2 separate regions of the Mus musculus genome follow, and region 2 is linked to region 1. Evidence: chromatin loops called from intact Hi-C (ENCODE). Cell type or tissue: heart. All regions are shown on one strand. Links, peaks and the distances in the headings refer to the core of each region. The heading gives the core; the rest is flanking DNA. Region 1 holds the start of Tnrc6b (trinucleotide repeat containing 6b). Region 2 overlaps Tnrc6b (trinucleotide repeat containing 6b).

Region 1 (16,369 bases), core at 3,793-11,792:
AAATTCATAACATAGTCAACAAATATTTTCCAGGAGTCTGCTGTATACCTGACACTTGAACAGGCTCTGGCATTCATGGCGAACAAAACAGACATGGCCCTGAATCACAGGCTGATAACTACAAAAATAAAAAGGAGCTCTAAGAGACCTGAGTGGGAATAAGGAACGAGTGGACAGAGACAGAAAGGAAAAGTCTTCAGAAGCTGGACGCTGTGGCTTACTCCTATAATCCTAGCATTCAAGAGGCTAAGGCAGGCCAAGAGTTCAAGTCCAGCCTGGGCAACATAATGAACTCCAGGGTATCCTGGTCCAGAGTGAGATCTCAAAACAAAACAAAACAACACCCCAAAAGGGAGAAGGTGATGGACTGACTCTTTTGAGGTGGCAAAGATCTGTAATTCCTCCACTGGGGAAGTCAAGACACAAGGATCACGAGTATGAGACCAGGTGGGCCACATAACAAGACCTAAGGAAGAAAGAAATGTAAAAATTCAAACAAAAACAGAGCTTTGCAGTACTATGTACAATGAGTATGTCAATTAAAAAAAAACAAAGATTGGACGTATTTTATTAAAGGTGCTTAGTTCTAAAACAAGAATAGTCTCGATTTAACATTTCAGTCTTAAGCCGGGTTCAGGCAGTGAAGTCAGTGGATTCTCCTTTCCTCCCTTTCTCTGCTTCTCGGTGGTCTTTATGCGTCTCTCCCTCTGGATGATTCAGTAGGTGAAAATAAGACAAAACACCAAAGACAAAACACCAAAGAGACCTGAGATTAAACCTAGCTGCATGGCTCTTGGGAGCCCTGTCCTCATCCCTCCCACAATGACAGTTTCTGCCCTACAGGCTTCAAGCAAGGATTTAAAAATCTACAGAGAGGAAGACATACACAGCGTAAGCATACAATGAACAGTAGCCAGTACTAACAGGGAGCAAAAGTATTGTTTTGATTCTAAAACATTTTAAAAACCCTGTCTCATAAGACAAAAATAAAAACCAAAAACCATTTAAGAGTTTCTGTTTGGCCAGGCATGGTGGCGCACGCCTTTAATCCCAGCACTCGGGAGGCAGAGGCAGGCGGGTTTCTGAGTTCGAGGCCAGCCTGGTCTACAAAGTGAGTTCCAGGACAGCCAGGGCTATACAGAGAAACCCTGTCTCGAAAAACAAAAAACAACAACAAAAAAAGAGTTTCTGTTTGTAGGGAAGATTTCAAGGATATGATGGGTTAAAAGAGCCATGTAGCATGGACAGTTTATTTTGTTTTGTTTTCTTTACTCCTTTAAGTACTATCAGAAACTACATACTCAGACAATCAAGTTTAAGACAAGCCCTTAAAAACAGTGAAGAACAAGCTGAGCCTCTTTAATTCAGCATTCAGGAAAGAGGCAGGTGGTGGATCTCTGTAAGTTCCAGACCAGCCTGGTCTACAAAGCAGTTCGAGGCCAGCGGAGGCTACATGATGAGACCTTGTCTCAAAAACAAAACAAAACAAAACAAAACACACAGAGGCATGCATCCCAAGTGGGACAAACCAGTCTAATCTGTATTCTGGATACTGGTTATCCAGTATATGCCTACCTGTAGAGACTACTACTACACTGATATCCCTCCCACTTACTACATCGATACTCATGCTATACAAGTGTCTCCATGCTCTGCTCTTTAAGGAGCGTTCAAAACCCACGGCGAACACATAGTTTTAAAGTCAAGAACTGAAATCTCCCACAAGCGAAGAGAAACATTTCACAAAAGGCTAGGATGTGTGATTTTTGTACAGCTTACTGCTATGTTTAACTGTGAAGGAGGTACAAATGATGTTTTTATTCACGGAGTCTTGGTTGGTACTCTTTATTCAGAATCCAAGCAGCCCAAAGACACAGGAGAAAGCTTGAAGCTCAAAGTCTCAGACGGGTGACCTGCGTCCAAGACTAAGGATGGATGAGACGGCTGCTGTTCTTGGGTGTCGTGATAGCCACTGTAGTGAATTTCACTGGACCAGATATTTATTTAGCCATCATGGACTAACAAATCCGTTAGTTTGGAATTAAAGGGCACCTTACCAGCATTAGGTAGCAAACCCTTCCCAAGGCTCTTTCCAAATCTGTCATCCCTCCGCCCCTCGCCCCTCGTCTGTTTCCTCATCCAAAGTGAGCATCGCCTCGCCACAGCACCCCACCCCCGACCGCACGCAGCTCTCGCGGGATGCCCGTGGAACCTCGCTATCGGGGTCCAGCACATAAGCCTGCACGCCCGCCGCGCGGGGACACCGGATGCTCGCGCCCCACCGCCTGGCATTTGCAGCTCAGAGGGCCCTAGGCGACACGAAGCGCTCGGACAGCCACCGGCCCACCCGGAAGCCCTTTCCTCCGCTCACACCTGCAGGCGCGTGACGCCGGTCTGTCCCGGCCCCAATACTTGGGGACACCAAGGCCCTCGCGACCGACGTGACCGCGCGTCCCTCACACACCCCTCCCCCGCCTCACGTCTGCACATTGCGATCCCACAGCGCGCCCCGGGCAAGCGCCCCGGCCCGCCGCGGCCCACTCGGGTCGCGCGCGCTCTCTCCACCCGCCCCCCCCAACCCGCCCCTCCCGCCCGGCTCGCTCCCGTCGCGCGCGCGCGCGCGCGAGGACACGCACACGCTGCACCTCAGCGGGCCGTGCCGCGCGCCCCCGAGGGCGTCCTCAGTCGCCCACCCTGGGTCGCCCCGCTCCGCTCCGCCTGGCGGCTCCCGAGAAAGGAGCAGGCCCGCGCGGCCCACGATCCTCACTCACCGCTGAGCCGCGCCGGCTCCGAGTGCGCGGCGTTCCGCTGTGGAGCCCAGCGGTGACCGCGGTCTCCGCTCCTCCGCAAGCTGTGGAGGCGTCGTCGCGGGGAGGCTGAGAGGCGAGGGGGGTCACGGTCGCTCGCTTCACCTTGCCGAAGCTCGGGGACCCCAGAAACTAAAAACAAAATAAACAAACTTTCCCCTCCGCCTCCCTCCCCCAAAACCACAACACAAACACTCTGGCGCCCGCCCACAGCCCCACTCCATTGGCCGCAGGCAGGATGCCTCTAGCTTTCACTGGTTAGCTTTCGTGCCCGTCAAGCCGCTGGTCCTCCTCCCTTAAGTCCTCGCCGCTGCCGTCTCCCCTCATTGGCTAAGTGCTTCCCGTTTGCCGAGCTGGGATTGGCTGAGCGGCCTGCGCCAATCATGAGGGGACACACCCCCTCAGCATCCCAGAGGCCGCTTCCTCGGTCGCGGACCCAGAGAGACGAAGGGGAAACTAGAGCATGATGGCGGCCGAGATCACCTAGCGCAGTCATCTCTTCCCCCTTTTTTAGCTCACTAATGCCTCTCTCAGGGGCTGTTTCCCCCAAGCTCCTTTCACCATTCGAGACTGCACTAATAACGGAATCTATACGTGCAGGCTCCTTGATTTATCCCCTCCGAATTGCTGAGTGTGGGTTGGTTGTGCGTCATTGGACTGTCAGGGTGTCGCTCCCAAGTCACATCCTTAAGCTATTGGTGGATCAGCCAGAAAGCGGCCAACAACAAGGGCCCATGCCATTGGTTTGATTCCACTGTTTCCCCCACCCCCCTACCCCGGCCTCTTATTGGGCACTTCCGTGTTGTCCGTCAGATCCGGATTCTCCACACTACGTTTTGGCTGAGGAGCGGGGCATCTTTAGTCATTGAAAGTTGACAGTGATAACTACTATCATTTATTGTATTTTATTCCAAATACGGTCCCCAATTCTTTACAGAAACTATTCTGATTAAACAGTAATTTTACAGGAAGCAAAGCCAAAAGAGGTTAAGAGACTTATCCAAGGTCACCCATTTAGAAAGAAGTTTTGGGACATAAGGTGGTTTCTAGGCCTGTCTGACTCGTTTCTATACATGCCTTAGTATCTCTGAATAGTATCCGTCCGTCAACCCAGTATCTTAAAACTGTTTCCTTCAGAACCTAAATTACTCAGTTTCTGGCAATTAGAAACCTTGTCATTAACATTATTGGAGACTAACTTTAGAAAGATTGTCATCATATCCTCCTAGGCACCATTCTTCCCTGTTCTAAGTTAAACAGTATATTTTTCCTGACAAGAAGCACGTATAAAATCTATATTCTGTTTCTTTGTCTTTGTAAATGGTCATTTTTTTACCATACTTATGTGCCCAAGCAACACTCATACACACCTCTGACCATCTTTAGCTTGTTCCTTTGAAAGAATAAAGAATTCGAAATTAGGAGAAATTAAGTCTAGAGTGAGATAAAGAATCCATCCCTTTAGAAATAATTGATTGCATGCAAATGGAACAGTCCTCTGCCTCCAGGAAAGCTTCCAGAGCCGCTGATGTCGAGCAAGCCATGTGTGTTCTCCTGGCTTCTGGCCACAGGATTCTTTCTCTGTGACAGCTTTAATGGAAGCGACTCCACATTTCAGCCAGGGGAGGGCAGAATGCTTAAGACCCACTGCCAGAGTACCAGCCTCCAGCCTCTGGGACCGAAACGATCTCCAGGAACCTATGCTGGACTCTAACCCACATCTGGGCATGTTAGCGTATTACCATCCCAAATCCCTGTCCCTTGTAGGTGAGGGGGTTCATAGCCCTTGTTCCCCTTCCCTATCCAAGCTGTTGTGTAATCTCACTGGCACTGGCTTAACAATGAAACAGCCATTGTAACACAGCAGTAGGCTCAGCACTTACACCCTTCCAGCAGAGGAAGACAAGGTATTTCACAAACATCAACTAAGAGCAAATGGCAGGTATTCCTAGGATAATTCAAGGGCAGGAGAGAAATCATAAGTCAAAGTCTAATAAAGGACCTAAAGAGGTGAAATCTGATGACTCCAAGCACAGAGTTCACACTAGCGTTCAAAACAGAGATCAGAAACCAGAAAACACAGTGAGAAATGTCAAGGGTTCAGACCTTCCCAGCCTTCAGAGTTGATTGTTTTTATGTTACTTAAAAATATTTACTTCTATGTTTATTCACATGTATGTGCATTTGTATCTATGTTGAGTGTGTGTGTGTGTGTGTGTGTGTGTGTGTTGCCATGGAAGCCAGAAGATGACTCTGGGTGTCCTGGAACTGGAATAGAGTCCATTATGAACGGCCTCCAGCACTGATGTTGAGAATCAGACTCAGGTCCTCTGGAAACACAGCAAATGTTTTTTAACCGCTAAGCCACTGTCTCCATCACCTCAGTCTTAATCCTCAAGATAATGGTTGGTTTTCTATGAATTATTGGGCAAATCCCTGTTGTAAGTTCTTTGAAATAGTTTTCTTTCTTCATCTTGTGTCCCTTGATATCGATCTGTCTATAAAAGATTCCCCCCAATAACTTATTGTTCAGTAATTACATAGTGAGTTTATTAAGAACTTTCCTAAGGTCCAAGGGTGGCTCCACAGATTAAAAAAAGAAAATCTCCTTTGTGCCAGGGCCCTCACTGTTGTGGAGTAGGCAGCAGGTAAAGCAATCACAGTGAACTGCTGGAGACTGTGTCCTGGGAGAACGCCGAAGGACTGGGGACCCAGTCTGGGAAGGATGTGGTTCTTGACTTTCAAGTAGAAGTTACATCTATAAGAACTACGAGACATATGCGGTTAGCCAGGGAGAGATTGGTGACAGGTGGTGACCTGGTAAGGAGAGGAAGAGGATCAGGAAAACCATAGGAACATCGAGGAGTAGCCCCAACTCTGCTCTTCCTATAATCCATGTCTTTGCTGTTTCCATATAAGATTGCTTTTCTGACAACAATATTAATGTTGAAAAGCTCAGTATAAGGATATAGACTTGTGAGCTGGTTGAAGACGGCTCAGCGGGTAAGAGCACTGACTGCTCTTCTGAAGGTCCTGAGTTCAAATCCCAGCAATCACATCGTGGCTCACAACCATCTGTAATGGGATCTGACGCCCTCTTCTGGTGCATCTGAAGACAGCCTCAGTGTATTTATTTATTTATGGAGTGAGCAGGGACTGAGTGAATGGGGCCAACCGGAGCAAGCAGAGGTCCTAAAAATTCAATTCCCAACAACCACATAAAGGCTCACAACCATCTGTACAGCTACAGTGTACTCATATACATAAAATAAATCTTAAAAAAAAAAAAGGACATCAACCTGTAATCCTAGCATCCAGAAGGGGGTGGGTAGAGTTCAGAGCCAGCCTAGGATATATAGTAAGACTTGGGTCTAAGAAAAAAGAAATCTAAAAAGTAGTACTGAGTAAATGGAACATTTGTTCAAGTCAACACTACAGAATGTTTTAAAGTAGGAAATAAACATTTCCCACAATGCTATCCTATAGCCTCCCGCTCACAGAGGAGTGTGCCTTCCTGCAGACTTTCAGGAATAGAAAAACACAGGTTTCATCCTCCAGCAAACAGTGGAATGTGATGGATGCAGTCTTGTCTGGGAGCTGAGATCCCTCATTCCCGCAAACTACGGCCTTGGCCAGAATTTCTCCTCCTATCCTATACAGCTAGGAAGGAAGCCAACAAATCAATAACATATTTATGATGGGAGGCAAAGGTTTCAAATTCCTACTGGAGTCAACGTCAGGATTTATAGGCTTGCTAGGCCTGGTGGGACAGTAAAGCTAATGAATTGGTCCAAGGTGTTTTCTGAGCTCCCTCACTGTCATTGCCAGCGGCTTCCTAGCAAGCTTTGGTGATGGCAGAATCAACTGGAATCCAGAAAGGCAGTCCAGGCTAGCATATTCTCTTCATTTCCTCTCAGGATGCCACTTGGAGAAAATGCTCTTTAGTTTGCTCAAACCCACCCAGATTTGAAGGCAAAAAGAATCCTCAAGCCGCTGCACATTTGTACACTGGCCACGTGCACCGTGTTCTTGGAGCCCTGTACTATTCTGGGAGCTTTGTATATGGTGTTCTGTAAGTTGGCTTTCTGCTGGAGGAGAAGGCAGATTTAATGAGTGATAGCCGCCTTGGATGGCTACCAAAAGCTTCCCAGCCATTCCCCAGCAACAGACTTCCTTTATCTCCCTTGAGAGACTGTGCTTCGGTCTCTGCCCTTAGCCTGGACAAGAGCCAAACCAATAGGAAATTTTGCAAAGGATTCTGCAATGACCCATAGGCCTGGGGCAGTTCTAGCCAGCTGGATCGATTCCAGTTCTGACTTCTGCGGCACAAGCGAACACCCTCCATACTCTGGCCTTTCAATGCTCTGAGACTTTTGGCAAGATGTGTAAAAGAGTTTGTTAATTCTTAAAGCTCGTAGCAATGAGGTGATCCCCGTAAGGGATCCTAACCCAAAAGTCAAGGTGACAGCTGACAGCTGATGCTGGAGCATGGCTGTGTTGGTGACCAATAACCAGGAGCAATGGGGTAGGGGGGAACAAGCTGGAGGGTGTAGATGACAGAGGACATGCTCACAGGCTTTTATTACATGTGTGGTAGCATTTATTATGCAACAAAAGCCCTCGAGATAGACGCTGTGTCACTTCCAAATCACCTGTAGGTTTTTATGACTGCGTTTCCTGAAAAGCAACTCCGCTGAGCAGTGGACGTTTGACCCTTTTGGTGTGTTCGCCGCTTCTAAGACACAAAAGAGCAGTTCACACACACCCCTCCCCCACCCCACCCCCCCCATCCTGTCGTTGACACACGCTGTATGTTAGACACTGTACTGCGGGCTTTGCTTGGATTACAGCGGTCAATCTTTCCCACAATAGCAGTTCTCACTTTCCAGATAGAAAAATAGAGGTTAGCCAATTTGTTCCAGGTTACCACAGGGAGCAGCTGAAACTAGGCAGTCTGACTCAAAACGAGTGAGCTCTTGCTCATGAAGCTACGGTGACCAGAGAACTCGCGTGCCGCTGGAGAGATAAGTCCCTACTGGAACAGTTGACTGGACCCATCCACCCCCAACCCCCACCGCAGCCCTAACTCCCAGTCACCCTGTTGTTTCCCTACAAACTCAGGTGAAAAAGGCAGGCATCTTCCTGGCTAAGTTACGCCCCCTGGTGGCCTTTCCTTGCATTCCAACTGGGACCTGATTTTCTTCTTCAAAGATCCTTCCTTCCCTCCGGGCCCTCGTCCCAACTTCTTAGATAATAAATAGCCTGTGGCTCTCTCCACCTCGGTCACTGTACCCTCCTTCTCTAGCTCAGGATTTCATTAATTCGACTGAAGCCGGTTTCTCTAAGCTCTTCTCTAACCTGTTTTGTGGCCAAGATCCAAGAGACTTTCCCAGGCCCGTTTCCATGACTCCCCCACTACGTTTTACTCTGAGATTTCGCTCTTTCTTTGCTTCCCAAAATAGCCAGCCTCCCTCCTACCTCCACAACTGTTCATGAACTTCCCTTGCCATCTCTTTCTGTAGGCCCTTTCCAAGGACCTGCGTGTTCTTCAGGCTTTTCATGGGGAAGCGCTAGGTCCTTATCCTTCCTTCGCCTCTAAGGCCACTAGCCTCTTTGTGCAGGAATACATGTATTAAGTCCGATCTGTTACTCTTGACCCTAAGACAATGATACGACCTAACGTTTTTTAATTTTTAAATACAGGGTCTCAGCTGGGCAGTGGTGGCGCATGCCTTTAATCCCAGTACTTGGGAGGCAGGGACAGGCAGATTTCTGAGTTCGAGGCCAGCCTGGTCTACAGAGTGAGTTCCAGGACAGCCAGGGCTATACGGAGAAACCCTGTCTCAAGAAAACAAAAAACAAAAAACATGGTCTCATGTATCCCAAGATGCCCTTGATTCCTTTTGTAGCTACTAAGAATGACCTTGAACAACTTCTTCTTCTTCTTCTTCTTCTTCTTCTTCTTCTTCTTCTTCTTCTTCTTCTTCTTCTTCTTCTTTTTCAGTTTTTCGAGACAGGGTTTCTCTGTATAGCCCTGGCTGTCCTGGACTTCTGATCTTCTTGTCTACTGCCTGAGTACTGAGATTATGTGCGCGAGCCATCATGTCCAGTTTATGAAGTGCTAGGGGGGTCAAACCCAAGGCTCCATGCATGGCAGGCAAGCACTCCACCAAGCTTCATCTCTAGCTCAAATATAACATTTTAAAGCAAAGATTTCTGCCAGTCATGGTTGCCTACATAATTTATAAGGCTGGTATGGACGGAAAACTCAAGGATTCTTATTTTAAAATTATTAAGATTTCCAAGATGGGGTACTAGCAGAATATTAAATATGGACACAGCTTGAGTTTTTACATTTTTATTTAGAACTTTTTTTGTCTTAGTTACATATATGTATATGCAGGTGCATGTGCCTGCAGTGGCCGGACGAAGGGCTCCGAGCCCCTGGAGCTGTAGTTACGGTGGCTGGGAGTTGCCTGATGTGGGGGCTGGAAATCAACCTTGACTCTTCTGGAAGAGCAGCCACTGCCCCAGCCCTGAGATTTCACAGTTTTAAATGACTAAAAGAATCATAATACTAACACGTCTTGGGCATTCTCGACAAGTACGTGAGGACATCTCCAGTACCCATGAGTTTTATAGAAACTCAACTGTGAACACTTATTTATGTATGGTGTGTGGCTGCTTCAGTGTCACTCTGAGGTCAGGACAGGCACCACATGTCTCAAAAGCCTAAAACTTCTTTTTTTTTTTTTTAAATGTGGAACACATTTTCACTATGCAGACTGGCAACAATCCTCTCTGCTTCGGCCTCTCAAGTAATGGGATTAGAAGTGTGCACAGTCAGGTTTGGTCAAAGGTCAGAGTGCTTACTCCTCTGACCCTTTGCACACAGAGATGGATGCTGCAAGCTGGGAGCTGGCCACAAGGTGTCAGCCGTTCTCCACCAATGCCTCTATCCACGCAGGCTCCTCAGGACTCCTGGGGAAGGCTGGAGGCTCCTCCCAGTATAGTAGCTGTGAGGGTAATCAGGCAGCCACTGGCAGAGAAGATCGGTGAACACACCTGAGGGAGCTTGAAGTTTATTGGAGGAGTAGGGGTGGGGGGTAGAGTGGCATGGCGAGGGAGGGGGGGATGGGGGGGGAGAATGCCGAGCTGGTGTGTCACCGAGTTGGCTGGCTTCTCCACAGTATAGAAGCCTAGCTTTTGTTTAAGCTGTATTTTGTACTTATAGAATTCTCTCCAGACAAGAAGTTTTTTTTTTTTTTTTAAAGATTTATTTTTTATTTATTATATGTAAGTACACTATAGCTGTCTTCAGACACTCCAGAAGAGGGCGTCAGATCTTGTTACAGATGGTTGTGAGCCACCATGTGGTTGCTGGGATTTGAACTCTGGACCTTCGGAAGAGCAGTCGGGTGCTCTTACCCACTGAGCCATCTCACCAGCCCCCGACAAGAAGTTAAAATTATCCATCTCACCCAAAACTATCACTCTAGAAAAGTGAGATTTTTTTTCAGGAGACCAACTACGCTGGCTGCCTTCTGAGGTGGGGGCATGATACACATGGAGAGCACAGGTCCCTGTCCAACTGAGTGACTTCAGCAGGCTTTCTCTTCCCTACTTTCAGAATCTGGGCCTTGAAACTCGCTCCAGGTGAACGAGTACTGAGTCCAGTGTGCAGCCAAGAACCATCAATTTGACTAACTGCCAGGGTAGGCAGGTGCACAGGAGAGTCTATCAGAAAATACTTGTGGCAGCTCCAAGCCTGTAGCTTCTTATGCTACATGCTTTGCCCCAGGTGGGTGTTCTCCATGTGACATATAAGGAAACCCACATTCTACAGGCCAGCTGGGCCCTTAGCAGACAGTGCCTGGGCCAACCTATTCTACTTCATGTCCCACAAAAGACACCACAAACAGCACAAATCCACTTGGCTTTCATTTCTTTTTCTTTTTTGTTGTTGTTTTCGAGACAGTCTTTTTCTGTAGCTCTGGCAGTCCCGGAACTCACTCTGTGGACCAGGCTGACCTCGAACTCACAGAGGTCTGCCTCCCTTTGCCTCCCAAGTGCTGGGATTAAAGGCGTTCATCACCATCACCTGGCTTGAGCCACTCTGCTTTCAAACATTGCCTTCTTCTGTCTCCCTGGGTCCCCACGCCTGGCACCCAGGAACCATCTACTTACTAAACAATTCACTGCAGACAAGCAGTGAGCTGCCTTTCCTTATCAACTCTCCTAAGCTCCAGGCCATATCCAAGGGAGTCAAAGCTGCTGATGGGGAAATTTAAACCATAAAGCAAGATTCTTGGCATACAATGGATTTTCCCCTTTTAGAGCCACGGGCACCGTGGGCATGCCTTCTGTTCTTGTCTTTTGTGCTTCTCCTCCTGCAGGCTCCCACATGTTTGCTGGCTTCCATGGCAGGTCCTAGCTTATCTCCGATGACATAGGCTCCTGTTCCCAGAGCTGCTTTTGGGTATCTTTAGACACTGCTGTAGTTTCTAACCACTTTCCTGGATAAAAATTTCTGTCCGAATGGCCTTTGTGGAAAGGCAGAGATACAGTGCACTAACTAGAATGTCCCCATGACTGGACCCCAGCCATGACTTTACAGGAACTTTGTACTAACCTGCCAATCTCAAGGTCCTTCTTAGCTTCCCTTTGAAAGGACACGGATATGTATATGTGAGTGATGACGTCCATATATACACTGTGTGTGTGTGTATATATGGAGATTTAAAGAATAACTTTTGGGAGTTGGTTCTTTTTCACCCTTAGTTCTGGAATTGAACCTAGGTCACCATCCTTGTACAGCAAGTGACTTTATCCACTGACCAATCTTGCTGGCCCCTGCTGTCCAATTTTCAACCTTTAGCCAACAGATACTGAGAGGATACTGTGCTTACGGCACTGAGCGAGCCAGACAGACTTGGTCTTTGCACTCAGAGCCTGGCCAAGGAAGAATGGGCTCGCATCATGCCAGACAGCAGAGCATGTTATCTGGAAGCAGTGTTGTCCCTGCTTCACAGCTGGGAAGGTAGGCAGAAGCATTGACGGGAGGGGTGGAAGGCTGGGGTTAATTCTGTGAGGCTGGTGCGTCGTCCTGCAATTACTTCGCGTGTGAGTGCACTTGTGTCTCTGCACCCACTGCCCCTCGCTCTTCTCTAGAGTGCATTCTTTCCACCTAGATCAGGCTCCACTCATTGAGCTTAGGGTGCCGTTTGGAAGCAAACCTTGTGCCTCTGGAAAATCAGTACAGGTGATTCATGCCAGCCACTGGGCCCCATAGGCAAGAGGAGCTGAGTGTAGGGAATGCCAGGCGAGAAACCACAGCCATGGCACAGACAGGGCTTATTAGCTGCAGAAGGGCACCTTGTCCTGTTTACTCAGATTACGGCCATGACAGCTGGATAGGAATTCCCACCCTGCCTCATTTGAGTTTGAAGGTTCTCTTGCTGTCCGCTCTGGCTCTTTTTTTGGGGGGGGCACTCCAGGGCACACAGAAGTATGTCCCATGGTGCTTTCTATGGCTGAGACAGAAAAAAAAAGGGGGGGGGGGACAGATTGGGAGGAAATCTGACAGAGAGCTAAGTGAAAGAAGGCAGATGTGTGCACATAAACACACCTGTTCTGAGGAGATGGAGACAGTGAAGTGTTAACCAAGGTAACTAGGAGAGAGGGGGAAGTTGCCCCAGGATGGAAAAATCTTACGCAAGTCAGCCAACCTCAGAGCCACAGAACCATGCCAAGGCTACACAAGGTAAACTGGGTGTGGCAGCACGCACCTGTAACCCCAGGATTCAGGAGAATAGGAGTGGCAGTTGGAGGTCAGCCTGGGCCACATCCTATAGCACACAGCACAGCCCCTCCCCAAACAGACGCTGCAGTGCTGGCCACTGCTGACTGTGATGTGGGGCTTGGGGCTCGTGGCCTTCACTTGGACTCACTCCTGAACTCCTCTTTCAAAGCTTCATGACTGGAGTGAGAGAAATGCAGCACGGTAGGGAAGAGCACTCTCCCTCTGCCTGCCTGTCCAGGAGGCCTGATCCAGGGACAGGGTGAGAGAGGGTAGCGTCACTCACTCACTGGGAAGAGAGATGGCCTGAGCAGACTGGCTTGGAGCAGCTCTTTCTCCTAGTCTCAGGCCACCACTCTACATGGAGTCTCATTTCTTTCTGTTGGGGTACACTGTGTGAAATTGTCTCTGTCCTTCCTCACCTACCCAAGGCATTCTCTGATTGGCTTTAATAAAAATCTGATGGCTAATTAGCTAGGCAGGAAGTTGAAGGTAGGACTTCCTGGGAAGGAGAAAGGAACTATGAGAAAGAGGAGGAGAAAAGCCCTTTAGCCAGGAGACATGGAGTCGGCAGATGTGATTACAAGCCTGGAAGATATAGCCAGCCACATGGCTGCATGGGCTTTGAAATACTAAAAGGTCTCTGTGTGGCTATTTGGGGAAAAGCTGGGGGTTAAGAAATAATTGCCACCTATCAATTTTCAGAATTTATATATAGAGTATTAATAATCTATAATTGGCACCCAAAGAGGCACCATTTGTAAATGTTTAGTCCGGTTCTTCCTCTCAGCTCCATGCTCCCAGAAATAAGACTCAGACTCAAAATATATTTGTAAATACCCTGGCCATATAGCTAGCTAGGCTTTACTCTTATTACATCATAAATTATCCCATTTATTTTAACCTACATTCTCCCACGTGGCTGGTTATCTGTGCTTAGGTACCATGTGTCTGTCTCATCACATCTTCCCTGGTACCTCTCCTGTGCCTGGCTCTGTCCCAGAATTCTTTCTGCCTCCTGGATGTCCTACCTCCTATCATTTTCTATAGGTTTTTTTAGTTGGCAGGTGACACATCCATCCATACACTACATTCTCTCTACATCGTTCCCCATGGTTGAAGTATCTTGTATCCCACATCTTCAAGGTGACCACCACAGTAGAGGCTTCCCACATCACCCAGGCCTCCCTGCCACTCCTCCAGAATAAGCACACACCACACTGCCAGCCTTGTATCAGGAAGCACTTACCAGAAGTGTTTAATCCTCACAAAGGCTTGGGAAGCCACGGTGGGGCTAACCTTGGGGTGGACAGAGGGGACTATGGACTGAGGCCATCCATTATTTTCCTTCTCCCTCCCCACCAGCAGGGAGGCCAGATACAGGAACAGGCCGCCACGTGTTGCCCACTGTAGTCCACAATGCCTCCTCCCTGCCTCTCACCGGCTGCCTCTGCAGATGCCCCTGTCCCTCCCTGGTACTAGTGGTGCCCAAGGTCTTTTCAGAAAGGAAAGAGAGAAGATCTTGGCTTGGAGGCCTAGAAGGGCTTCATTGTGGCCTTCTGCCCCTCTGTCATTCTGCCTGTTCAGGAGGGTTGACCAGAGTCTACAGTCGGAGATGTCTATGTCACACTCACTCTCCCTCAGCCTGGACAGGTCACTGTAAGGGGAGGTGGCTGCTTGTCCTGGAACTTAAGCCAACCTGACTTAGAGAAACGGAGGCTTCTGAGAACAGCTTGCAATTCTGAAAGAGGCTATGGCTAGTCTTTGGCTGAAGTTTCATGAAGGAAGCCCTAGTGGGTAATGGGGGGTGGGCTGGGAGGAACCACAAATGTTCATGTCCTGAGGGCCCATCCTCCTCCCACCCTCCACAGGGTCTGTAAACAAAAGCCTACTGAAAGGAGCAGGCCCGAGAAAGGCACTCTACAAGCTCTAGCTTTCAACAGCACCATCCAGGGAATCCCAGGGCACTCAGGCAGGCTACAGTGTAGAAAGGAAAGGGGTTCTTTGCCAGCACTGTCAGATCCTGCCACAGGCTGGAGGGAGGCAGAAGTATTCCTATCCCCACCACAATTCCAGTAGCAGACTAGTTCAGGAGCCATCAGAAATGAGCGTCTGAAGACCATAATAGACAATATTCCAGCCATTCCAGCTGCATAGTCCACCTGGAGCAAGACTGGCTCAGAGTCCCACCTTCTTCCATTTTTCCCACCAACCTCTGGGATATGGAGAACTAGACAGCACCAGATGTCCAAGAAGAAGGCAAAGTGGCTGGGGCTGCTTTGGACATTCTGTCCTACCAAGGCAGAAAGAATGGCCCTTGTCCCACCCGAGGACCTGTAAGGAGGGCTGGCCCAGTGGAGGACAGGTTGGCAACAAGGAAAGCAGACACTAGGCAGGCGTCTACTTCATGTAAACAAGGTAGCGGTGTTTCTTGTCAGGCCACCGCGGTCTGCTGCAGCCATGCGACGGTTTAGATGCTGAGAAGAGATTCAGACTCTGCTGTTTGGAATTCCAGCACTAAGACTGGAATGGAGGCTACAGGGTAGGAGGCCTGCTGAGGGTCTGATGTGTGACCTAGTACAGGGAAGAGGCCATGTTCTTCTCCTCAGCATAGGACCGGATGGGTGGGCATCTGCAGGTCCTGCCCACCAATGCACTGCAGCTCAGGAGATCACACAGTTGCTGGCCTTGGTGATTCCTTTACCTGTGGAGACAGTGCAGACATGAAGGGCATAAGTAACAAGTCCAACCTTGAACCATCCATACTATGAGTTTGGTGTTCAGGGCTAATACCTCCACGCTGCTGATCTGGAGTCCAGGGCAACAGGGAACCCAGGAAAGCAAACATACATTGGTGACCTCACCATGATCACAGGATCCCCATGATTGGAGACATCAAGTGATCTATGTCTTCTGACCAAAAAAGACAGGGACTCTAGAGTCAGATACCAATGACTTAAAGATTCCTGTCACTAGCAGCTAAATGTTGTAGGCAGCTTCAAGCTCTCAAAGCGAAATCAAAGGCAGTCACAGGGATCCTCACAGGAGGGTATGGGGGTAGCAAGGATGAGAGCCACAACTATTTGCCTTACTGCAGGGCTGAAGCAAGTAGTAGCCCTGTTCCTCATTGGTCAGAGCCAGGCCCTGGCCTTCCAGTCCAGCCTCCTGTCTGTCTGCCACTCAGCCATTCTATAGCTAAGTTATAGAAGTGCCTGGGGAGGGCCAGCTGTCCCAGTGTGCAGGGTGGTCACAGTGCCATGGGGTGACCCAGGGAGATAATGGAACAGCATAGGCCCTGAGGTTGGGAGAGCTGCCTTTCTCTAGAGCGCCCCCTTCTCCCCTCTCCAGCCTTTCTACCTCCCTCATAATCCTAGGAAAAGGCCCCGGCAGTTTTCATGGTTGAACCCTGCTCTGAACTCTGGGGAAGGGGAGCTGAGAGGCAGCCCTGACACCCCAGCTAGCCCTGGAGGCAGAGTCCACTTCCTCAGATGCCTGCTGGCTGCTTTTCCCAGGTGGAAGCCACTGTGTTACTTCCTGCCTATTCCTCCATTACACAATAAAGACAATCTCCCCGCTCACACCACCCTCTGTATCACTTCAACTGTGAATTTAATTAAGGTGACACTGCCTCTTGTGAGTTGTAGTAGCAGGCGAGGCACTGGGCAGAGCCTAGGCTAGGCAGGGCTGCTTCAGCCCCTTTGTGAATCCCTATGCCTTTTGAAGGCCACACTGCCCAGGTCTGCTGTCTTTGCTCCACTAGACA
Region 2 (16,369 bases), core at 4,823-12,822, 180 kb before region 1:
CAGTGTCTTACTAAGTATCTCAAGCTGGCACTGGAGGCATGCACCACCCTTCACACTGGCATCCTAAGGTTCTCTATGCTGTGTACGCTTGGCCTACTCAAGGCCTGAATTAAAGAGCTCACCAAGGGTATCTTCCCCCACACCGCCTCCTCATCCATGGACAAAGTGACCGAATTCCCCTGTGTTAACATTACACCAGAAGGGACTCTGCCGATGTTCACTAGAACCACGATTCAGTCATTCTCTATTGTTTTTTTTTTCTGTATCAGTTCAATCCTTCCTTTTGGAATTCTCAGAACTCCAAAAAGCCTTAGGCTACAGGATGTATATCATTTGCATATATCTATGACCCAAGACCATTCACTTGAAAACATCCCACAAAACATCTTCAGCAAAGACAGCAGTCAATGCCTTTGTAAACTGAGGTTATTATTCCCAGTTTAACACAGGGATAAGGTAATCTTAAAGAATTTACATAACATCATTAAGTTCCAGAACACTCAAGGCACTGTGATGGCTTAAATGATTCAAAATTAGATTAAGAGACTGCTAGAGGCAAATTAATGAACTTAAAAAGCACCAAAACTAAAAATGATTAAAAACAGAAAGTAGAAATGGCAATTAAAATATGTATATATCAGAAAAAGATCTACCACAGACATTATTTTTCCAAGGGTTGTTTAACGTACATCACTGCACCCAGCTTAGAGTCATTTATTTTATTTTTGGTTTTTCGAGACAGGGTTTCTCTATGTAGCTCACTTTGAAGAGCAGGCTGGCCTTGAACAGAGAGATCCACCTCTGTGAGCTACCACACCTAGCTAGAGTTATTTTAAACTTCAACCTTTCCTTTGATAAGAAGATTTTCAGCTTCCTGTCAAAATTCAAGGGTGTCTGAAGCTACCACATAGCATTCTGATGTTTCTGAAGTTAATATAAGCGCTGACAGCAGTCTATACAAATGCTTTCCTGTCACCCTAACATGGTACTTCAGTTCATTTTCTTGGCTCAGGTTTGCTGAAGGCAGCAATATGTGGCCTTCAAAAACATTAGATCTAGGAATTATGAAGACAGTGACTCAAAGGCTGTACACATGCCAATATCTGACTATTGTTCAAGCTTTTCAGGTATATGTGGAAGTTCTAAGATGACCTGTGTCTATGTCCTCCTAATTATTGGGGATTTATGTCCCAACCCTAGGGTTTAATTTAGAAAAGAATATAAATTTAAAATAAAAAAGTGAACTGATTGAAATGTTCTGTGATTTGGCAAAAATTATTATTATTTCTTATTATTAGAAACAGAATCTCACATTATAGCTAAGCTGGCTTCAAACTCCTGCCTCCTGATCCTTCTGCCTTGGCCTCTCAAGTACTGGGATTAAAGATATGCTACCATGTCTGGCTTAAGTTTTATCTTTTAATTATGAAGTAAATTTAATGGACTCCGTATGATAGCAGTTTGAAACAGGTGGGACCTATTGGGTAGGACATATGCACCAATCTGATACCAATGGACTTTGCAGGAATCCAACCATTACAAAGATATTGAGGAATTGTCTTTTCTTAAAAATCCAATGCCAAGCTAGAAGCTGGTCTGTTAAACTTGAGTTTACCTACTAATAGCATTAGTTATTTATGCAAGCCTGGAACCACATTTTTATTTTATATTTTATATACCTCAATATAAAATTAGCATTTGCAAAACATTGTTTTTCTCTGTTCACGTAAGCAATACATACCCATCCCGTTTAGGAAACTACATACAAGCAAACAAACAAACAAAATGCTGAAATTAAAGGAAGGAAACAGAAAAACTGCCTTATGACCCCAATCTGGAGATGACTAATCTGAATATATGCACAAAGCACAATCTACTTTAATCTGCATATGAGAAGCTGTATACAACTTGACTATGTGTGGTCTAAGTGGTCCTGCTTTACCTGAGCCTTTAATATTCATGTGAAAGTCACCACACGGAACAGAATGGATTCAACCACACACTGTGCTCTTGTGCTCTTGGGCTCATCCTGAGGTAAAAGGCACAGTGGCAAGTGAGGAGCCACAGGACCATAGCTAGGGAAGCATTAGTGTTGGAGCTGTGGCTGTAACAGCACTGATGGCCCCAGATTCCTGGGTTTCTTCACGAAACTACAACAGACCTTGTGTCCACTCAGGCTTGTAAGAGCCTGCCAGTTCTGGTGCTACTGTGTGGCCCTTGCTTAGAGGACTAATTTTGGCAACCACCAATGCTTGAGCAATAGTTACTCTTTAAAGCTTCACTATTAAAGATCTCCTTCTCTATGTAAATACTATGGTTTAATTTCTAAAGAAGACACTCAACTCCTCAGCCCCAAGAAGCCAGATTTTTTTTTTTTTTTCGAGACAGGGTTTCTCTGTATAGCCCTGGCTGTCCTGGAACTCACTTTGTAGACCAGGCTGGCCTCGAACTCAGAAATCCGCCTGCCTCTGCGTCCTCTGAGTGCTGGGATTAAAGGCGTGTGCCACCACGCCCGGCAGAAGCCAGATTTTTAAAACACTGTAACCCTTTATTACTAGTTTTACTAATTTTTGATTAGCAGATAAACTAAAGAGATTCTTGAAATACTCCTTATTATATATTCTAATGGCTTTAAGAAATTTACTTTTAGTTTACATATATGAACAGTCTGTGCTTCATGTGTATGTCTGGTGACTGCAGAAGCTAGAAGAGCATGTCTGATCCCCTGGAACAGGAGTTATAGGAGGCTGTGAGCTGCTATATGGGTGCCTGGATCTTATACAAGAACAGCAGTGCTCTTAGTTGCTTTCTGTGTCATCTCTCCAGGAAAATATATAATTTAATATTAAAAATGGCAAACGTATAATTAGATTATATTATAGTCTCATTCATAATTTCCTAAGTCAGTTATAACCAAAAATGAAAAGATAAAAGAAACAGATTTAAAGTAAATTCCATGTTGAGAAACATGAAGAGAGATGGACTATGGGCTGAAAGATGTAAAAACCTACACTTAATATCATTCTGTGCATTCAGTAATCAACAAGTTTCCCAAGACAGACAAGATGCAATAAACTGAAGACCAGGGCCAAGGTGAGGCCACAGCCAAGCAATTACAAATCTGAGAGGCCTCCTTACTTGTCTAGCAGCGAAGTTTTGGGGGTTGAGCCCTGTGCCGATTGCTCCAAGGCTGACGTTGGGTAGTGTGGAACCAGAGGGAGACAGCTTGTAGCTGGGAGAAGGGGAGAAGGGAGAGCAGGGAGCCTCATCCCCAAGGCACCCATCTTGATTGGAGAAAGGCAAAGTCAGCTGAAAGGTAGTAGGAGTTAGCCAATCACAATGAGTGTTGGTTAGTGAAGCAACAGAATGCAAGAAGGGAAAGAGAGACACACTAGGAATAAACAAAGCGAGAGTGGATTAGCAATAACCCAGGAAGAAATTTGGATCGGATAAGAATCATCACACGTTCGTTGCCCAGCGGATACCATCTGTCAACCTCTTCCATAGAGACTTTCTTTTCCTCTCCGTTAGAAACCGTTTATCCACTGCATCAGGACAAGGGTTGCCAGACACTGTTTATGAGTCTACTTCCCATTACTCTGGTGGTGTGGCTCCTGAAGCAGAAGCCAGGCAATCTTCCTATGAATATGGTGTCACCTAGACAGGCAGCAATGCTATTGGCCCAGATGTCCATGTTTTGGTTTTAAATGTCTTGTGGGGCCCAGGAACACTATAAAACAGTATTTTGAATCAATAGTTTCATTAGAAATGTTAAAAAATCAGAACAAGTAAGTAAAAATTACTTGCTTCAATCAGGAGTGAGAATTTGATTTACCTAAACACAAACCACTAGGCAAGTAGGAAAGAGAGCGAGCTTTTCCAGACCTAGCACCAATCGTAGAAGATACAAATGTTTGCACAAAGTCCAAGTTTTGTCTGTAGCTGACAAAGCGGCAGGAACAAGAAGACTGAAGAGTAAACTTATCTCTAAAGTTTCTTCTCCATGTTCTACATGCCCATGATCTCCCTCAAAACTTAGAGCTCCATCACAAAAACATTAAGGACAGATGGCTCTCGTTCCTGCCCAATCACCTGTTGACGTCAGTTACTTTCCTGTCACCACATTAATATAGGGGATATTCATGTTTTACTCTGAGTTTGTAAGTTTATGCTTTCTCTAGAATTAGCTGCTACCACAGACAAATTAAGAACACAGTGACTCTCATAAACGACTATTTGAAACAAAGCATTCAACTCACCTTCTCAAAATAAGGCCCACTGTCTGTGGTTCCCAAGTCTTTGGAATTAGGTGGACGGAACCCAGGTCGATCCTTCCTCATGATATCATTAAAATCCCCGAGATTCATTGTTCTCTTGTCCACATCAAATTTCTTATCTGAAAGGACATAAATAAAAATGTCAGGAATCAATGTCCCCTCAAGAGCCACGTGTAGCCTGGCCCGTCTGTTCTCTAGGGACCCGGGGACAAAGCCTCTCTACTCTTTGGAATGAGCCTAGGAAGAATTCTCACTGGCTCAGGGTGCTTGCTCTGTTCCTGAACCGTTTTTCAAAAATTAAATATGTATCTGCTGTAGCTTGTCTACCATGGAACACTTGAGAGACTTGAAGCCAAATTGATTAAGCCAATATTTAGGTTAAAATTGACGTGCTGGGTGAGAATACATCTTGTTCATAAAGTCAAATCTTCTCAGTGAGAGACCAGTCTGTTTTGTTATGTTAGCACTTGTTAGAGACATTGTTAGAGTTTTAAAGCAATTATGGGGAATAGAAAGATCAGAGGCACTCCTGTTGCCTAAAAATGTAAAGCTTAAGACTTTAACACAGTTGAACATTTCTACAGTACTTGCTCAAGCTTCATCTGCATGTGTGATGCAGACTTCCTCCTCCTCCCTTTCCTTAGCCCTATAAATCTGCTATATGATGACACAACTGGGTTGCAGCTCAAACTACACAGTACCACTGCTATCCAGATTGTTCCCTCTTACTCTTAGTTTGATTCCTCTTATGTTCCTCGGGGTGAGCAAAAGCATTCCTGAGAAAAATCTCACAGACGATGGGCTGACCCCTGCATTTGCTCTGGTCACAACGGAAAAGTATGACAAAGATGAAAACCTTGGGGTACAGAGAGTCAATCTGATGGTCTAGTTTACTAGTATCACAGACATATTAAAATAATCTGAATCTAGCTCCCAGTACTTGGGAAAAAAATCTGGATGCTAATAAGGGATGGTGCAGTGAAGTTTGCACTTTTCATGTAGTAGAATAAGGTTGGCTTCTGAGGTGGACATACCCTCCTCACAGTTAAACCTAGCATTTAACATTCCTTCACATTCTCCTGGAACTTCAGTCATTTGAATTTTCAACCTCTATACTGCTTTAGTGCATGAAATCTGATATAAAATAAAGCAGTTAGCATCAAGCATGTCTATCAATCTGCCTCAACCCAAGCAGGGCAGGAGATGCCAAGGGCCTGGCAGAGCCGTGAACACGTTCCCCTCCTGTTTGTAGAGACACATACCTACAGACAAATCCATTTTGCTGCTTGGGTTATCCTCAGTTTGACTCTGAACAAAACAAAGCAAACACAAGTGAGTAAGGATTAAGGGAGGATACACGTTGTACATCAGAGAAGAGGCGCTCCTGCTCATGTGAGAGCCTCATGACCATAGGCACTCCACAAGAGCCTCTGCCGTGACCTTGAAACTGGAGTGAAGGCTGTAACATTTTTGCAATCACAATTTGATGGCCATCAAGGCTTAATTAAGTGTCTAACACATGTAATTACACATGTCAATTACACATGTAAGCAACATCAGTACAGCTATGGACAGAGGACAAGTTCAACAGCTGCCTGGAGAAATAAACTGCTTCTTAAGTATGCATAGTCAAACTCCACAAGTTGTAGCTAAATGGTGATAATATCTTCTTATGACGTGTCAGTGAGCAAATCTTAAACTGTGTAGTCAAATCATTTGTCTTTTGACAACCATGACCAGATGTCTTCACAGTGTTCCCAAGAGATAAGGAAAGTAAAGACACAGCACACATTTTTCTCTACATAATGAATCCCAGTATAGTGATTCTGATTATTTTTATTTTTAAAAATGATGTGCAGACACTAGTAACAAGTGTCCATTTAAGTGTCTTTGTTGTTTCCACCTTTCCAAGAGAAAAGATACAAAGACAATTCACTTTTAATGTTGGTATATATCACTTAATAAAATAGAAATACTGTTTAGCTCAGAGGGCCAAGAACACTGTTTAACCCATATTTAAATCTGTAATTTTGTACTGTACATGTGTACTTACTATGCCTGAAATTTGAGATTATGTTTATACATGAAGAAAAATGAAACTTACCAGCAATCCCATATTTGAAAACTGTTTGGCAAGAGGATTCATCCATGAATCATTGTTTCCTCCTTTTAGTGAGCACTACAGAATGAAACACATGACCTCAGTCACAGAGCTCATCACAACCTCCCAAACTATAAACCACACTGAAAATGCAAAGCTGAGAGTTCACCTTCCTGAACCTGATAGCTTTAAATGACTAGTAAGCCCTAGGTCCAGTCATGCTTTTACTCCTACTTATCATAGTGAAGTGGAAAAACAAAGTTTACTTTTTACATGCAAAGAAGTGGTATCAGACTGTGTAAGATGTCTACATACTGCCACTGCCACCTCCCGTAGGATGCTCTTCTGTGACCCCAGCAGGCTTGTAACAGGGAAAGAATTGCTACTGGTGCATGTTGTTTGGAAAGGAGCCTGTTTGAACACAACATCACTCTGTGTGGGGGCAATGTGGAATGCATCCAGAGAGCTCTTCATATGGTTCACAGCATGGAGGCCATCAGTTCTCAGTGAGAAAGAGGCCTGGAGGAAGCCACTATCCTTGAGCTCTGGCACAGTGGAAGGCAGGGATTAATGGGATGGGGGATGAGCTTTGTGGGCCTGCACATTCTATAGGTAAACATTCCATGTGCTATGATATGTCATACTTATTATTATTGTTGGTGTTAGTTGAGACAGGATGTCCTCACTCACTAAAGCCTAGAATATCTTGAACTCTTGATCCTTTTGCCTTTTGTCTTCGAGGGTTGTGATTACAGATATGAGCCACCACAACCAGCTTGCTCCATAAATAAGTGTATATAATATTATATACTTATATACAAATATATCTATATATTACAACATTGCATATTATATCATGTTAGATACAATATATAATTATAAATAACCTTTTAATTATATAATATATAAATTAATAATTAATTATATATTATGGTGATAGATATATATTTTATTAAGATTAAAGAAGAGTCCTGGCAAGCATGAGAGATAGTGAGTTTATTAGTGCAGAGCTTTCAGCGTTAGAAGAAAACAAACTGCATGTGAGCACACTCAGTGGCACTGACCTGCATATTGAAAAATGGTTAAGATGACAATTTTTACATTTTGTGTATTTTATCACATTAAAAAAAGTCCTAGGCTGGGTGTGGTGGCGCACACCTTTAATCCCAGCACTCGGGAGGCAGAGACAGGTGGATTTCTGAGTTCGAGGCCAGCCTGGTCTACAAAGTGAGCTCCAGGACAGCCAGGGCTACACAGAGAAACTCTGTCTCAAAAAAACAAAAAACAAAAAAAACACCACCACCACCACCAACAAAAAAATGAAGTCCTTAGTACTGAAGGTCAGAACCACTGGTATCGGAATTGAAATATTCAACTTCCAATTAAGCAAATCTTGGTTGCCATTTGAGTTGGGAGGATTCAATTAGGATCTTTTACTCAATTAATTTCGATCCACTGCTAATTTGTAAATGACCAAAAGATTGCCAAAGCAGGCCAGACACCATTAGAGTACCAAGACGCTGAGCAGTGTAGTGAGACTTCTTTAGTTGCTAGAGTGGAGGAAGGAAGTCATTAGGGAAGGGGAAACCCAGGAAGAGCTCCTTCAACCAATGTCTCCACAGAAAGCAACTGTTCTATCCTACAGAAGAAATCAGGGCCTTGAAACCCACAGCTTCAGGACCAGGGTGATGGTCAGGGGATGGTCTTGTGAGAGAGTTTCAGGAATCCAAAGCCTGGGAGGATTAGAAAGCATTTCATAGGGCAGGTTTTTCAGGTTAAAATGAAGCATACAGGTGTATCTTCCTTTTTTCTACTCTGTAATGTGTGTGTGTGTGTGTGTGTGTGTGTGTGAGAGAGAGAGAGAGAGAGAAAGAGAGAGAGAGAGAAGAAGAGGAGGAAGAACAGCAGCAGCATCTGTCAAGACAGTGGTGGCTCAGGTACACACATCATGGCTACAGATGAAGAACTAGTGGTCCTATGTAGCAGCAGCAGCAGCAGCAGCAGCAGCAGCAGCAGCAGCAGAGTGCTTGCCTAGCATTCTCAGTGTTCTGGGCTCCATCCCCTGGACTGTAAAATAAGTAATAAACCACAACATTCCAAGAGGAAACTTGTTATACGGGAAAGTGAGTTGTCTGGAAGACACAGCCTGGCCCAGGACGTGAGGAAAGAATGTAGTTATAGCAGTGCTGAAAACGGGGCTTTCAGTTTACTGGGAGAAGGGCTCGGGGCCTTGGGATGAGTCAGGTAAAATCAAGACCCACTAACGACCACTGGGAAAGCCAGCTATTTGGTGTCTTTTTTACATTTTTGTGGAGATTTGCCCATAGGACTTTTTTTGTCTTAGAATCAAAAGCATAAGGCATTTTAAAAGCAGGCCTCAGGAACTGCTGAAAATAATTATAACATGGAAACCTAAACTCAATTACCTCTACCTTACAAATTTCCTTTTACTCATAGTGCCACTTCTAATTGTTCAGGATTTCAAGGTCATGGGATAGGAAGATTAGGGGACACAAGGGAAGTAGTTATTAATTTATAAGGAAATACTCGGTGACTCCAGTTGCCTCATTTCCTCCATGAACCAAGTCCCAGTTTTACCTTCTAGGATTGAGTAAGCAAACTGAAGCCTTTGTAAAGCCTTTCTAAAGCACTACCTTCATTTGTTTCTTTCCTCCTTGTCCCCAGCTTGCTGAGTTGTGGGAGGAAGTGCTTCCCTGAGAGCCGGCGGTGTTCCAGACTCCTCCGTCATCCTCCTCTTCCCAGCTAGGATGGCGAGCTCCTGTGACTGGTCCGTCACTCTCCCCCCAGCCGTCTTGCATAGATTTGGAATCTTTAAGGAAAGAGTGAATCGATTCTTTGCAGTAAATACATGTAACAAACAGAGAGATTTCTTGCAAATGCAGCATTTGAATATCTTTGCAGTTTTGTCTGTTCCATCTACACACAAGGCAAATGAATTACTCATAAAGAGAGCAGACAACAGACCTTACAATCAAGATCTTTGGACTGCTTCTATAGTTCTTCCGGGAACCAAGGAGATAAGTGTTTCAAAACTCAAAAATCTCATCCCTATTCTAAGAAATTTCAAAACTGGGTAGTGGTGCACACCTGTAATCCCAGCACTTGGGAAACTAAGGCAGGAAGATTACCATGAATCTGAGGCCAGTATCAACTATTTCAGACACTATTCAGACTATTTCAACAAAAATTGTGTCTATGTGAATGAGTGAATATGAATGTTGCATTTCATTGATAAGAAAATGGTTGCCCTTAGTGAGCATGGCAGCTGAGTGTCAAGTCTTTCTTTAGACTCCAAAATGCAGGCATTTCAAGTAGGTATGACCAAAACACAACGGTCTACCTTGGTTGGGATGAAGCAGAAATAAAAATGGGAATTAAAAACCACAAGGCCACCGGATGGCAGCAGTACATGCCTGTTAATCCTTGGACTTGGATCTCTGAGTTCGAGGCCAGCTTGGTTCTAGGACGGCCAAGGCTACACAGAAAGACTCTGTCTTAAAAAACCAACCAACCAACCAACCAACAAAAAACCCCCACAAGGCAATGGAAACTTGAAGCTTATTAGGTCCATAAACGTATTTGAAATGCATTAGGTACTGAGAAGGATCCTAGATGTGGCTTTGATAAGAAAGGAGGAAAAATGTAGAGGGCAGATGGAGAAGAAAAGACAGATAGGACAACTAGAGAGGAAGGCGCTGGAGACCAGTCTCCAGTCGGTTCTACTACCACACCCTTTTAACAAATATTGTTACTATGAAACTTGCAAGAAAACATTCATTTCCCTCCAAAAATACTGTATGGATCTGGATTTGCCTTCATGTAGAGTAGGGAGCTGGGAGTGGCTTTTCTCTGTACTACTTCCAATGACCAGGCCTATGAGACAAGTTGCCACTTGCAAACCAAGTCTACTTACTGGGTTTCATGGCATTGGGAGCGTTGGCAGGTGTGTTTCCCCAGCCTGTGGTTGATGCTCCTGCATCATCCATTTCACCCCACCCAGGACTGCTTTCATTTGGCTCACCCCAGGCTGAAGTCCCATTATCTGGAGCAGGTGGTGTGCTTTTGCTCCAGACTGCAAAAAAGAAATGTGTGTCTTTAAGGATCCATTGAATACTTTACTTAAGATCCAGTGGAGTGAAGGAGGCAGGCACAGTTATACTTTCTTGGGAGAAACAAATTCAATCTTCATGGAGAGCATTTGGTTAAGTCACTTTCCAAAGTTCCAATGTACATGACTTCTGACCCAGTAAACTCACTGCCAGGAAAATTTACCCTAAAAAAATGTACTGAAGTAATGAAATTATATGTACAGCAGTAGTCACTGTATTACTCTAGAAAAAAAATGGAATCAATTTCAATATCAGAAGGAGATGGAGCATATCAAGTGTGGATAAAGTATAACTTAAATATCTACCAGAGGAGACAGACAAAATTGAGTTCATAAAATGAGCTCCATATGAAACAATTAAGCAAAAGAACTGTCTGTGCTACAGAAAGTGTAATATATATGAAAAGAAAGATGACAGAGCTACAGGACTACTGCCTGCCTACCAGGGAAAGGCCCTGGGATCCACTTTCAGGCTCCCTGACTCTTCCCCACTAAAAAAGCTGAGAAAAAAAAAGGTAAGATGAACATTGCAGAAGTATAAGCCTTCCCTGTTAAGAAGATTTAAAGCTTAGGTATATCTGTGATCCATAAGAGCAAGGCTTATGAAGGAAACAAACTTCCACGCATTACAGTGGGAAGCCCCAGAGGCTGGAGGCTCATCCACTGTCCTTTGCTTTCCTGTACAGTTTGGAGAGTTTTCTCTGAACACAGGATCTTAAAGCACGAGGAAGTGTGACTCTGGATAAGCAGTTAAGAGTAGCCTCTATTTTTGTCCTCACTTTTTTTTTAAATACTAAAAAAAAAGAGCTAGTTAAAAACAGTCACTTTGCACATTAATTAGTGTTCCTAATTATTCTACTTTGAATGCTGGAAAACTTAACATTATGATTAATTTTAAATAAAACCAAAAATAATCTAATAACCCTGAAAGGTGCATTTTCTTAATTGGTGAGTCTTTTTTACAGGGACATTTATGCCAAACTGAGAAGAGAATTAAGCACTGTTGTAACAGTTGACTTTTGGGTATCTGACTGTCCTTAGAACATCTTTGTACGCATACTGCCTGCTACAGTCAACAATGAAGTCACTTGGAACGAGGTGGGAATGTAGCCTGAGTTAGAGCACTTGCTTAGCATGCTCAAATCTCTGGGTTTCAGCCCTAACTCTAGAAAAATAAAATAAGTTTGGAGACCCCAACTGTCCAGATACCAGCTGGATACAGCGTTGTGACAGTCTCAGGAAGAACACCAGAGTGCTCTCCTTTGCAGAGAAAGAGAAGCACAAGGGGAGGCGGCTGTTTCATAGGTAGAGCCAGGAAGGAAAGAAAGCCAGTCTTTTTCTACCTTGGTTCTTTATTTTTAAACCTAGAGTAGTTTGTTCTGCAAGACATAAGCTTATTTGGTGACTTTTTTTTTTGTTGTTGTTGTTATTTTAAAAATTATACAGGCCAATATAATTGCAGAAAAATAATTACGGCTACCAAGAGTGTTATCATCTTTTCCTTGTACCAAGAAATGACACTGTAATGTATGAGAGCAGGTGCCATCTCCAGTGCACCACAGAAAGGTTCTCAGAGCAAGAAAGCTGGAACTGGAGGAACGATTCTCAGAGTAAGTTAAATAGATGCACCTTGACAGATAGGGTGTAGACCAGGATTTCTTTTATTTCACTAGGACCTATGAGAAAAGAGTTGGTACCTACCTGATGCTGATTTCCCGGTCATTGGGGTAGGCAGGTTTGGTTCTCGAGGTGCTGGGCCCCCTTGAGAATTCTTATCCCAAAGGTTCACATTCTTGTAGTTATAACTGTTAGGGTCTCCCCAAGCTGAAGTGCCATCATCAATGTCCATTTTCCGACTAATTGACTGTGGGGATGGCTCCTCCCAACCACTGGGTTCATCATCCTTAGGGGTTGTAGGCTGGGGTCCACTGCTCCAGTTGGAATTAGAAGGTCGAACATTGCCTTGAGGTGGCGGGGGTGGGCCTCCCCATGAACCAGAAGCCTCTGGCTGTGGTGGCGGTGGCTGCTGCTGCTGTTGGTGTTGTTTATTCCAGGAATTGGGCTGTCTGCCTGTCTCATTCCATGCAGGGGATCTTTTGCAATCTTCCCACCCACCTTTTGATGCTAGGTTTGTATTCCCACCATTACCCCAAGTTCCAATTTCATTCTGTCCTCCTTCACCCCACCCAGACACAGGCTTATTGGCAGAACTTTCCCAATTATTATTTTTCACTTGATCCACCTCCTCGCCCCAACCATTCTTCCCAGAAGTCCATCCTTGGTTGGGTTGGCGCCCACCTCCCCACCCCTGATCCTTACAAGAACTCTCATTCCAAGAGGAAGGTGTCTTTTCATCTGCTCGGCCTCCTCCCCAGTTAGAAGAGTTGTTGTTCTTATAGTCATTCCAGCCTCCTGTGCTCTTGGGGTCTTTCCACTCTGTCGAGGCTGAGAGCTCCCCCCATCCAGACTTCATTTGATTGCTTTGGCTGGGTGCATCTCCCCAGCCCCCTGAGTTCTTGGTCTGTGTGGCAGCGCTCTCCCACCCCTCAGTTCCTTTGTCAGATTTCCCCTCAGGCCTTGGCACCTCTTCAATATCCCACACTGTGTCCTGCTTAATTTGAGTTTGGCCCCAGCCAGTGTTTGAGAGCACCCTAGGGTCCAAATCAGTCCGGCTCAAAAGAGTCTGCAAGACAGCCTGGCAATCAGGATGCGTGGGCCTATATGACCGACGACCAGAATTATGACTGTCACTACTTCCTGCTTTGTGGTTGCTTCCAGTGCTTTGACCTCCAACTTCACTTCCTGCGGAGCTGGAAGATCTTCCCCAACAGGGAGCCTGGGCATTGCCTTGGTTTTCAGGGAGGGGGTGGCCCTTTTGATTGTCCCATGCTCCAGTGCTAGAATTTGGTTGGTTTGGACCACTCCATTCTCCAATTTTCAACTCATCAGACCCAGTCGGCTGTTTCCATTCTCCCTGAGAGACCCCAGATGTCATTTTGTTCCCTTCACCCCATTTGTTGTCATTATTGTCCTGAGGGCCAAAGTTCCAGGACCCACCCGTAGACCTGTTATTGTTGTCCCAAGAGTCACTTTTTGACCCAGTTGGTTTTGGAACAGAAGCTCCTTTCCAGGAGTCCTCTCTGTCTTTTCCATTGTTCCCATTATTTCCAGAATTGCTTTGTCCAGAGACTGTGTCAGTTCCAGAAGGCCCCCTAGCTGCACCCCAAGACCCAACACTCCCAGTCTTTCGATCTCCAGTGCTTTGTGAAGGGGCATCAGTGCTCCTGGAGGTGTTCCCCAAGCCCATTCCAAAGGGCATTCCCTTATTTTCCATGGGGTTTGGTGAACTTAAGTTCAAGGAGTTAGTGTTTCCATTTTTTGGTCCATCAGTGTTATGAATTTGAGCCTGTTCTCTGCCAGAGACAACAAAATTAACACCCGCATTTTCCATCTTTGACTGCTGTTCCCTGGATGCCTGACCTACTGTGCTAACTTGTGCACTGGAACTACTACTTTCTGTTTCCAATGCCCCTTTTCTAGAAGTCCCTTCTTGGACCAATGCTGGCCAGGCAGATGGGTTGCTATTTGGGTTAAAGTTGCTGAAGCCAGAGCCAGGTCCAATTCTATCCTGACCACTCGTGCTCCTCCAGTTTCCTAGTCCATTGTTGCTATCTGAAGTAGAGTTGGGAGGTTGAACAGACTTAGCCTTGGGGTCAGATTTCCAGACCCCAAGATTACATTCGTTCCCAGAACTTGCAGCCTGGCATTGGCTCCCTTTGCCTTTGTTACTAGTGGTGCTTCCTGGCAGACTGCTCTTCTCAGAGCCAGGGTTCGAGGCACTGTTGTTATCGGTGGTGTTTTCGGAAGAAGATTCAGTGTCTTTGCTGGCAATACAAGGCCACTCTTCCATGTCAGACCCGTCTACAATCACCTTGTCCCAGATGTGAATTGGGTTGGGGGAGGCGCCGCTGTTGGAGGAGGCTCCCGGGCCCCAAGTGGAATTTGCATAATTTGAAGCAGCAGCACCTCCAAGGGTTGACTCTGGGAAAGAGATAATCTGTTAACCACAGCTGTACATCCGTATCATCAACACCTGGGGCTCTGACTGCTTCTGGAAAGCTTAGTGCATCCCCTAGACTAGCTTGTTTACCTAGTTGATTTTCTTGAGTGATTTTAGTACAGTATCTAACTGTGTATCCCATGCCATAGTGCCAGTGTGGAGGTCAGAGGACAATTTGTTCTCCTTCTACCATATGAGTCTTAGGGACTAAAATTTAGGTCATCAGGCCTGTGAGGAGATGCTAGAGTTTCCTCTTTGTCACTAGCTAGTGCTGCATGTGCAACATCCAACTCTGTATCCACTCTCAAAGCTACCTATTTGCCATTCTTACTGAAACAGAAGGACCTTCTTGTATCCTGAGAAAATGCAACAAGCCATGCTATGTTTCTTTAATCTATTCTAACACTCAAGGCTGGAGCGGTTTTTCTAAAATACCCCTTTGGTTCCATTACTGCTCTCTGAGAGTGTTTAACAATTCCCTAGTGCACAGAAAAACAAAACCCGTTGGTTAGCTTCATTAAGATGTTCTATGACCTAAGGCCAACCAGTCTTCCCAGTTCTACCTGTTATAACTTTCTACAAAGATGTCTACAGTCTTACTCTGGGCACCATTCAAGACTGGCACCTGCCGTTTTCTCCCCAACTCCACACAGTGAAATATATTCATCTTTTTAGACATACCTCAAGTGCCACTTTATCTAGGCAGCTACTTCTGAGCTTGTCAACTGAAAAACTGTCTGTCGCTAGGAACTGTCGGAGCTATTTCCTCAAATGGTAGCCTCTGTTCCCGTCCTTCCTTCCCCACACTGTGCTTTTCACTGTGAGCCTATCTTGCTAACGTGTGAATTCCACAGACTGGCCGGTGCATTCTGCTCAGTAAGCCTTCTCTGAATGTCCCTTAGCTAGCTCCTGAGATACTGGAGTATGCATCGGATAGGCTTAGACTCCCAAGGGGATTAAATATGATAAATCAGTACTGCACAGCATAGAGTTAAAAAAATTAGCATATCTAGTGTATATGAGGGGAAAATAATGTGTTTTAATGAAAAAATTTTCTAATTTCTGCATTAACCAATTTTTAATTAATACACATTAAAAACAACACATATAAAATGAGGAAGCACAGAATCCTAACACCTCGAGACTATGCTGGTCTTTCCTATGCTTGATGATATTCAAAGTCTAGTTGTTTTTCTTTAAAATTTGTTTTTTACTTATTTGTATGTGTGCTATGCGGTACATAAGGAGGTCAGAGGACAACTTCTGGGAGTCAGTCCTTTCTTTCCGCTATGGGTGGGGCTCAGGCATCAAGTCTGGTGGTCACCACCTTTGCCTGTTCATCTCTCTCTAGCTCTCTAGCTTAAGCTCAAAGTTTTAATAGAACCTAAAAAGGCACATTAGTTTTTAAAAAGGGACTGGAAACTCTTTGCTACTTAAACTCTTGGTGGCACATGATCTCACAAACCTGAGGCAGGAGGATCATGGGCCTGACACTAACCTAGGCTATACCTGAGATCCTGTTTCAAAAGATAAGACAGAAAAAACTCTCAAGACTTCTAATGAAACTTCTTAAGCAAACTCCCTCATGTGTATATTGCAATGTCTAGCACCGTTCAAAATCCAGGGTTCTAAAGTTAAACACTAATTTAAAAAAAAACAAAAACCCTAGTTTAAAAACGCCTTTAATCCCTGCACTTGGTAGGCAGAGACAGGTGGATTTCTGAGTTCGAGGCCAGCCTGTTCTACAAAGTGAGTTCCAAGATAGCCAGGGCTACACAGAGAAACTCTGTCTCGAAAAAACA

What was found. Hi-C counts contacts between places; a loop is a spot of excess contacts. Peaks named below come from ENCODE experiments on the same cell type or tissue, not always from the same donor. Only the 100,000 strongest peaks of a DNase experiment are listed, where the experiment ranks them.
Region 2: a loop joins it to region 1, with 7 times the contacts of the local background. A loop is called at or near these places in 15 of 42 quality-filtered maps.

What each region holds. Positions count from the first base shown.
Region 1 is chr15:80,697,891-80,714,259 of GRCm38, reverse strand. Fam83f (family with sequence similarity 83, member F) reads right to left here. Exons shown (of 5, transcript NM_145986.2): 5 at 13,835-15,310. The coding sequence ends at 15,270. Tnrc6b (trinucleotide repeat containing 6b) reads right to left here and starts at 2,947. Exons shown (of 25, transcript NM_144812.3): 1 at 2,772-2,947. In heart, for the core only: CTCF peaks have their summits at 4,454 (motif pointing right), 5,910 (motif pointing left), 7,978 (motif pointing left), 9,727 (motif pointing right) and 1 weaker place; DNase peaks (open chromatin) are centred at 4,469, 7,039, 7,889 and 9,779; H3K4me3 peaks cover 953 bases; H3K27ac peaks cover 1,818 bases; H3K27me3 peaks cover 886 bases.
Region 2 is chr15:80,877,046-80,893,414 of GRCm38, reverse strand. Tnrc6b (trinucleotide repeat containing 6b) reads right to left here. Exons shown (of 25, transcript NM_144812.3): 8 at 12,209-14,548; 9 at 10,313-10,471; 10 at 9,033-9,208; 11 at 6,382-6,456; 12 at 5,540-5,585; 13 at 4,260-4,396. Among named protein-coding and RNA genes, the nearest start is that of Mir5113, 55 kb to the left of the region's middle. In heart, for the core only: a CTCF peak has its summit at 9,769 (motif pointing right); no DNase peak of the experiment used is centred there.